Linked DNA regions of Homo sapiens: region 2 is linked to region 1. Evidence: chromatin contacts called from ENCODE POLR2A ChIA-PET data. All regions are on one chromosome and are shown on one strand. The core of a region is the stretch at or near the end of the contact, and the rest is flanking DNA. Distances in the headings are between cores, read along the strand shown. Region 1 has its middle 8.7 kb from the start of MIR4645. Region 2 holds the start of H2BC3 (H2B clustered histone 3).

The links. ChIA-PET counts read pairs that join two places held with the same protein, here RNA polymerase II (POLR2A).
Region 2: POLR2A ChIA-PET joins it to region 1 with 24 read pairs in activated CD4-positive, alpha-beta T cell. The contact joins the promoter of H2BC3 here to the enhancer-like site in region 1. POLR2A ChIA-PET finds 5 or more read pairs at or near these places in 3 of 52 experiments (activated CD4-positive, alpha-beta T cell and activated naive CD4-positive, alpha-beta T cell).

Annotation. Positions count from the first base shown.
Region 1 is chr6:2,861,546-2,864,045 of GRCh38, forward strand. It overlaps the pseudogene SERPINB9P1. Among named protein-coding and RNA genes, the nearest start is that of MIR4645, 8.7 kb to the left of the region's middle. RefSeq lists an enhancer at 1,160-1,489. Within about 2 kb of position 1,251, at least 8 of the 41 ENCODE cell types and tissues checked have a DNase peak (open chromatin) inside an H3K27ac peak, as active enhancers do.
Region 2 is chr6:26,041,045-26,045,663 of GRCh38, forward strand. It overlaps H2BC3 (H2B clustered histone 3), which reads right to left and starts at 2,669. Exons shown (of 1, transcript NM_021062.3): 1 at 2,183-2,669. The coding sequence starts at 2,613. The coding sequence ends at 2,233. H3C3 (H3 clustered histone 3) reads left to right here and starts at 4,340. Exons shown (of 1, transcript NM_003531.3): 1 at 4,340-4,619. The coding sequence starts at 4,367. It also overlaps the pseudogene H2AC5P. RefSeq lists enhancers at 2,913-3,152, 4,383-4,619.

The sequences.
Region 1 (2,500 bases), core at 1-2,500:
GTCTGCAGCTTGCCTCCTGAGCCAGCAAGACCGTGAACCCACCAGAAAAAAAAAACTCCAAATACATCTGAACATCAATAAAGGACAGACTCCAGATGTGCCACCTTAAGTGCTATAACACATCATGAGGGTCTGCGGTTTTGTTCTTGAAGTCAGTGAGACCAAAACCCCACCAATTCCCGGTCACAAAAGGGTATAAAGTTTGAATTATGGGTTGAGCATTCTGGCTCACACCTGTAATCTCAGTACTTTGAGTGGCTGAAGTGGAAAGATAAGTTGAACACAGGTGGGGGAGGTAGCAGTGAGCTGAGATCACACCACTGCATTTCAGCCTGCGTGACAGACTACCTCAAAAAGTTTAAGGTACTCAAAGTTAACACATTTTGGAAATCTAAGGTACAGCATGGCTATGAAAGTTCATGAGAATGTATGCTTGAGATGTGCTAAGAGTAGATCCTGAATGTTCTCATCACATACACAAATGATAAGTAAATGTGGAGGATATGTTAATTTGCTTGACTATGGTGATCATTTCACAATGTATCTGTATTTATGGTTTAAATGTTTGTTCCCTCCCAAACTCATGTTGAAATTTAATTACCACTGTAACAGTATTAAGAGGTGAGACCTTTAAGAGGTGATCAGATCATGAGGGCTCTGCCCATATGAATGGATTAATGCATTTATCTGGGGAGTGGATTCCTTATAAAAGGACAATTTGGGCCTTCTTTTGTCTCTCATCCTCTCTTGCCTTCCACCTTCCACCATGGGACGAGGCAGCAAGAAGGCCTTCACCAGATGCCAGACCCTCAATCTTGGATTCCCTGCCTCCAGAACTGTGAGGAAATAAATTTCTGTTCTTTATAAATTACCTAGTCTGTGGTATTCTGTTATAGCAGCACAAAATGGACTAAGACATATATCAAAACATCACATTGTACATTGCAAATGTATACAATTTTTGTTTGTCAACTATACCTCAAGAAAGCTAGAAAAAATCAAATAGTCAAATGGATCTAAAGTGTTTCTAAGTAGCAAAAGTGCTTTACACATCTATTTTGTTACCATGTTCTATGTCATATTGAAGGTGGGCTTGCCTTTCCACCTTTGGAGTGGATCATAAAGTCCTTGAAGAATGGTCTTCCCACAGTATTCAGCACACAGGAGTACCCAAGACATTTGTGTAGAGTTCCTCTGAATTAAAGCTGATGTCAACAACACTTCAGATGTCACCAGAGGGTAGGCAGGGCTGCAGAGTCACCCACCTTCAAGGATGATGCTCCAGTCATACCCAATGTGAAAGGTGTCCCCTGGAGCCATGCAAACAAATGAGGTGGCCCCAAGAACAGGATCCTAACATCTCAGGAAGTCAGTCGGCCTTGCTTGGCCACAACTTGAGTTGCACTTAATTTTTAAACTACCATTAATCCCCCAAAACAGGTGGTGAGAAGGTATTTTATATATGAGTGTAACGGCTTTGTTCTCATTCTAAAAGAAAGCAGATGTTATTCAAATCAGATGACCACAACCAGATGACGGAAAGGGGAAGGCAAAATGTTTTAACTTATTAAAAATATAAACTTGACTCAGAATACTCACATGATTCAGCTAAAGAGAAAATCATCTCTGGTGTTTAGGCACTCATTTGCATTTAAAAACCCAAAAGGAATCATTGTGACGAATTGTTGATATTAATATTTGTATTAACTGTCTAGGGCTGCCATACATAACAAAGTACTTTAGGCTGGGCAGCTTAAACAACAGAAAGGTATTTATTGTCTCATTTCTGAGGGCTGAAAGTCTAAGATCAAGGTGTCAGTAAGGTGGGTTCCTTCTTGGGACTCAGAGGGAGAATATGTTCCAGGCCTCCCTCCTTAACTTGCAGATGGCCCTCCTCTCTCTATAGCTCTTTAGTGTTTTCCCTCTGTATGTGTCCGTGTCCAAATTAACCCTTTTATAAGGACGCCAGTCATATTGGGTGACCTAATGACCTCATTTTGCCTTAATTACCCCTGTAAAAACCCTGTCTCCAAATACAGTCACATTCCAAGATACTGGAGGTTAGGAATTTAACATATGAATTGAGGGGAGTGAAGAACAACCCAATCCAGCCCATGACAGTGTCCTAGTGTTTCAAGACAGTTTCTGCACAGATAGACATGGAGACATCGTTCTATCCTTACCTTGCTGATTTTAAGACTCCCTACCCCACACACAAGTTGCTGCTGTTGTTTATTTAATAAAACTGTGTAGATCACTTTCCTTTGAAACACTGATGCACAGCTGTGGAAGGTGGGGTATCTGGGATTACATGCCGACATCCAACCTCGCTGGACCTATCCGGCCCCAGGCATTGCACCAAGGACTGAGATACACTCGTGGATTTAATCATCCAAACACATCTCCTAGGAGGAAGGCCATACATGATCCCCCCAGGCTGAGGCTTCTTAAGGCTCCCCAAGGGGAGGTGGACTTGACACACTGAATACAGGATCACTCC
Region 2 (4,619 bases), core at 1,419-3,918, about 23 Mb after region 1:
AGAAATACTGAAAAGCATTTTCATGGTAACATGGTTTAAATTTTTAAAAAGCGAAGGTCAGTGAATAAAGGGCAATTATCTACTTCCCTACAATGAAATGCAGTAATGAAAATAATCATTAGAATCTCTTTTATTAATTTAAAAGGATACTAGAAAAGTGAAATACAATCTCACTTATAGAAGATTTACATATTGGTTTGCATAGACTTGCACAAGATAAAATTTCTGTAAGATTGGTCACCAAAATGTCCTGAATGATAACATTACAATTAATGTTTATATTGTAGGGGAAAAGAAAATTCTGTTTTTCTCACCCATCAGTAAGTTCATGCTTGAGGCCCCTCTACAAAAAGACAGATTGGTCGGGTGCAGTGGCTCACGTCTGTAATCCGAGCACTTTGGCAGGACGAGGCGGGCGGATCACGAGGTAAGGAGATTGAGAACATCCTGGCCAACACGGTGAAACCCTGTCTCTACTAAAAATACAAAAATTAGCGGGGCATGGTGGCACGTATCTGTGGTCCCAGCTACTCGGGAGGGCGAGGCAGTAGAATCGCTTGAACCTGGGAAGCGGAGGTTGCAGTGAGCCGAGATCGCGCCATTGCACTCCAGCCTGGGTGACAGAGCAAGGCTCAGTCTCAAAAAACAAAAAAAAAGATTAGCAAGAGAAAAGCATACAAATGTATTTAATATAAGTTTTATATTACATGGGACCCTTCGGAAATGAAAACTCGAGGGAAGCGGGAAACCTGTGAATTTTTATGGCAAGTTTTGTGAAATGCATAGTTGTGGATTAATATGATTGACAGTAGGCATATGATCTAATGGTAATAAACTGAGGGGGACATAGCAAGGCTTGTTTGTTAATTACCTATTAACGATCAGCCGAGTATCAGCAGAGACAGCAAAACATCCTAGTTTTGAGTTAGAAGACCTAGGTTTTTGTTTTGGCTTATCAATTATGGGTATTGTTTTAGATGAAACATCAAGTATTCTTGATTTCTTATTTCAAAAATAAAAAATAAAAAATAAAGGAAGGAAAAAAGAAGAAAAAAAGAGAAGAAAAGTGTCAGAGTTACTTGAACCAGAGTAACTCCATTTTGAGTGAGGGCTAGGAAAATGAGGCTGAGACTTTCTGGGCTGCATTCCCAGAAAGTCAGTCATTCCTAGCTTCTAGATGTTTACGGTTAAGGGAACAAATAAATAATGTTTACTAAACAGACTCAGACTTAGGAGTGTCCAGATATCCCTATATCTGGAGAACAAAGGCATTCTTAATTTTGTTTAAAGATAATAATGTTGATTCTTGCAAAATATAGTAACTAAGAAAATTAATCCTTTATCACAAACTTGTAGCAGAGCACATCTCCCCATATATACAAGTATTGTACCTAGGGTGGATGCCTTCCTCCTCTTACTTTCGGGAATGTCCTGCTCCGTCTATGGAGTAGTTGTCGTTTCACCACTTTACTTTCTTAGTAAACTTGCATTTACTTTGCACTGCGGACTCACCCTGAACTCTTTCTTGCGCGGGATCCAAGAACCCTCTCTTGGGGTCTGGATGGGGACCTCTTTCCTGTAACATATTTCTGGCCACCACAGAAGGGACTATAGTACAGAAACCCTGACCCAACAGCTACCTTTGGGTAAGTGTTGGAGTTCTGTAACAAAGGAAGAAGGCAGGCAGGCAAAAAATTTATGAAAGAACATACGACAAAATAATTTCTGCTTCAAAACTTCATATTTTTTTAATTTTTTTTTTTTTTTTTTTTTGAGACGGAGTCTCGCTCTGTCACCCAGGCTGGAGTGCCATGGCGCGATCTCGGCTCACTGCAAGCTCCGCCTCCCGCGTTCACGCCATTCTCCTGCCTCAGCCTCCCGAGTAGCTGGGACTACAGGCGCCCACCATCACGCCCAGCTAATTATTTTGTATTTTTAGTAGAGACGGGGTTTCATCGTGTTAAGCAGGATGGTCTCCATCTCCTGACCTCGTGATCCGCCCGCCTCGGCCTCCCAAATTGCCGGGATTAAAGGCAAGAGGCACCGCGCACGGCCCCGTCCAAGTTAACCTTGGCTCTAAAACTTGTCTTCGCTAACATTCCAGTTGATCCTCTAGAACTGAAACAGAATAGCAGCAGCACCACCTTAAGAAATTGTGGTTATAGCTCTCCTTGTGACAAAGTAGGTGGCTCTGAAAAGAGCCTTTGGGTTTGGAAGTGCTTACATAAGCACTTATTTAGAGCTAGTGTACTTGGTAACTGCCTTAGTGCCCTCGGACACAGCATGCTTAGCCAGCTCCCCAGGCAGCAGCAGGCGCACAGCCGTCTGAATCTCCCTGGAGGTGATGGTCGAGCGCTTATTGTAGTGAGCCAGGCGAGAAGCCTCGCCCGCGATGCGCTCGAAGATGTCGTTGACGAAGGAATTCATGATCCCCATGGCCTTGGATGAGATGCCGGTGTCGGGGTGGACCTGCTTCAGAACCTTGTACACATAGATAGAATAGCTCTCCTTGCGGCTGCGCTTACGCTTCTTACCATCCTTCTTCTGCGCCTTAGTGATAGCCTTCTTAGAACCCTTTTTAGGGGCTGGAGCAGACTTAGAGGGTTCAGGCATTGCTATTCCTAAACAGAATAGAAAAGCTACTAACACTCTCCACTACAGAGTAGTACAGAGAACAGTTCAGAGCCCATGTATTTATAGTCCTGAGATTCAAATGACGGTTTAAGATTCCTCACTTCTGATTGGACAAAAGAAACACGGTTTCACTGAGGGGTGGGGTTTATGCAAATATGGAATTTATGTTATCTTTTTCTATTGGATAAAGCACCAAACATAATTGACCAATAGGATAGCTTCCTATTGCAGCCTTGCAGTTTGTATAAAAGGATTTGTTCAGGCGCCATTCCAGCTTGCTTGTCTTTCACAGTTTTCCGCTGCTTTCATAGGTCGCTATTTGCGGACGTGGAAAATGGAGCTAAAGCAAAAACTTGTTCGTCGCTACCGGGCTTGCAGTTCCCAATAGGGCAGAGTCCGTCATCTTTTTCGAAAGGGCAATTATTTTGAGCCGGTCGGAGCCGGTGCGCCAGTGTACTTACAATACCTGGCCGCCGAGATCTTAGAACTGGTGGGCAGCGCCATACGTGACAAGACCCGCAGCATCATCCCCCGCCACCTGCAGCTGGCCATCCGAAACGACGAGGAGGTCAACAAGCAGCTGGGCAACGTCACTATTGCTCAGGGAGGCGTCCTGTCCAATATTCAGGCCGTCCTGTTGCCAAAATAACAGAGCCACGATAAGGCCAAGGTCAAGTAAACACTCAAATCAGAAAACGTAGCTTACACTTGAAACGGCATTTTTCAGAGCCGTCCATAGTTACACAAGAAAGGATGATAACTTGCTTCTGTTAGGGTATTTTTTGCTTTTCGTTTGGATTGGTTTGTTTTGAGACAGTCTAGTTCTGTCACCCAGGCTGGAGTGCAGCGGCGCGATATCGGCTTACTGCAACCTCCACCCCGCCGCTTCACGCGGTTCTCATGCCTCAGCCTCCTGTGTACTTGGGATTACAGGCGTCTGCTACCGCGCCCAGCTAGTTTTTGTATTTTTATGCGAGACGGGGTTTCACCATTTTAGCCAGGGTTGTCTTGAACTCCTGGCCTCTAGTGATCGTCCCATCTCGCCCTCCCAAAATGCTGGGATTACAGGCGTGAGCCACCGCCCCCCTAGCCTAATGGTGTTAAAAAGTTAAGTTTCGAGAAAATAACACCTTCCTTTAGAAAGTACATTTTAGAGTATACAAAGTGAAACTTAAGGCCAACCAAAATAAGACATTTTGAGAACAGGCAGGGTGGGAATGTGACTTGGACTTAGAAAACAAAGGGCAAGGAAACTTGCTGTTCGCCAGTAACAAAATAGCATGGAATCTCATTCTCTGAATATAAGCGTTATTTCCCGACATGAGTCTGAACGTTTCTGGTGGTTTAGTGAGTGTTCACCAGCATTGATAACTTGCGAGACTGTCAGGAATGCAGAATTTCAAGTCCCACTCAAACTTACTGAATCGGAATTTACATTTTAAAAATCCTTAGATACCTTGTTATACACTCTGTTCTTTGGGACTGGATGAACTAGAATTTTAGACAATTTGTCGCTGCAGATAACTGAAACGAAAAGGACAGGATGGGCGGTGGGGCAACTCATCCAATAAGATTGTCTAGTAATGAACCAATCAGTCTGGTCACTCTTCAGCCAATGATTTTATCGCGCGGGACTTTTGAAATATTACAGGACCAATCAGAATGTTTCTCACTATATTTAAAGGCCACTTGCTCTCAGTTCACTACACTTTTGTGTGTGCTCTCATTGCAAATGGCTCGTACGAAGCAAACAGCTCGCAAGTCTACCGGCGGCAAAGCTCCGCGCAAGCAGCTTGCTACTAAAGCAGCCCGTAAGAGCGCTCCGGCCACCGGTGGCGTGAAGAAACCTCATCGCTACCGCCCGGGCACCGTGGCCTTGCGCGAAATCCGTCGCTACCAGAAGTCCACCGAGCTGCTGATCCGGAAGCTGCCGTTCCAGCGCCTGGTGCGAGAAATCGCCCAGGACTTCAAAACCGACCTGCGTT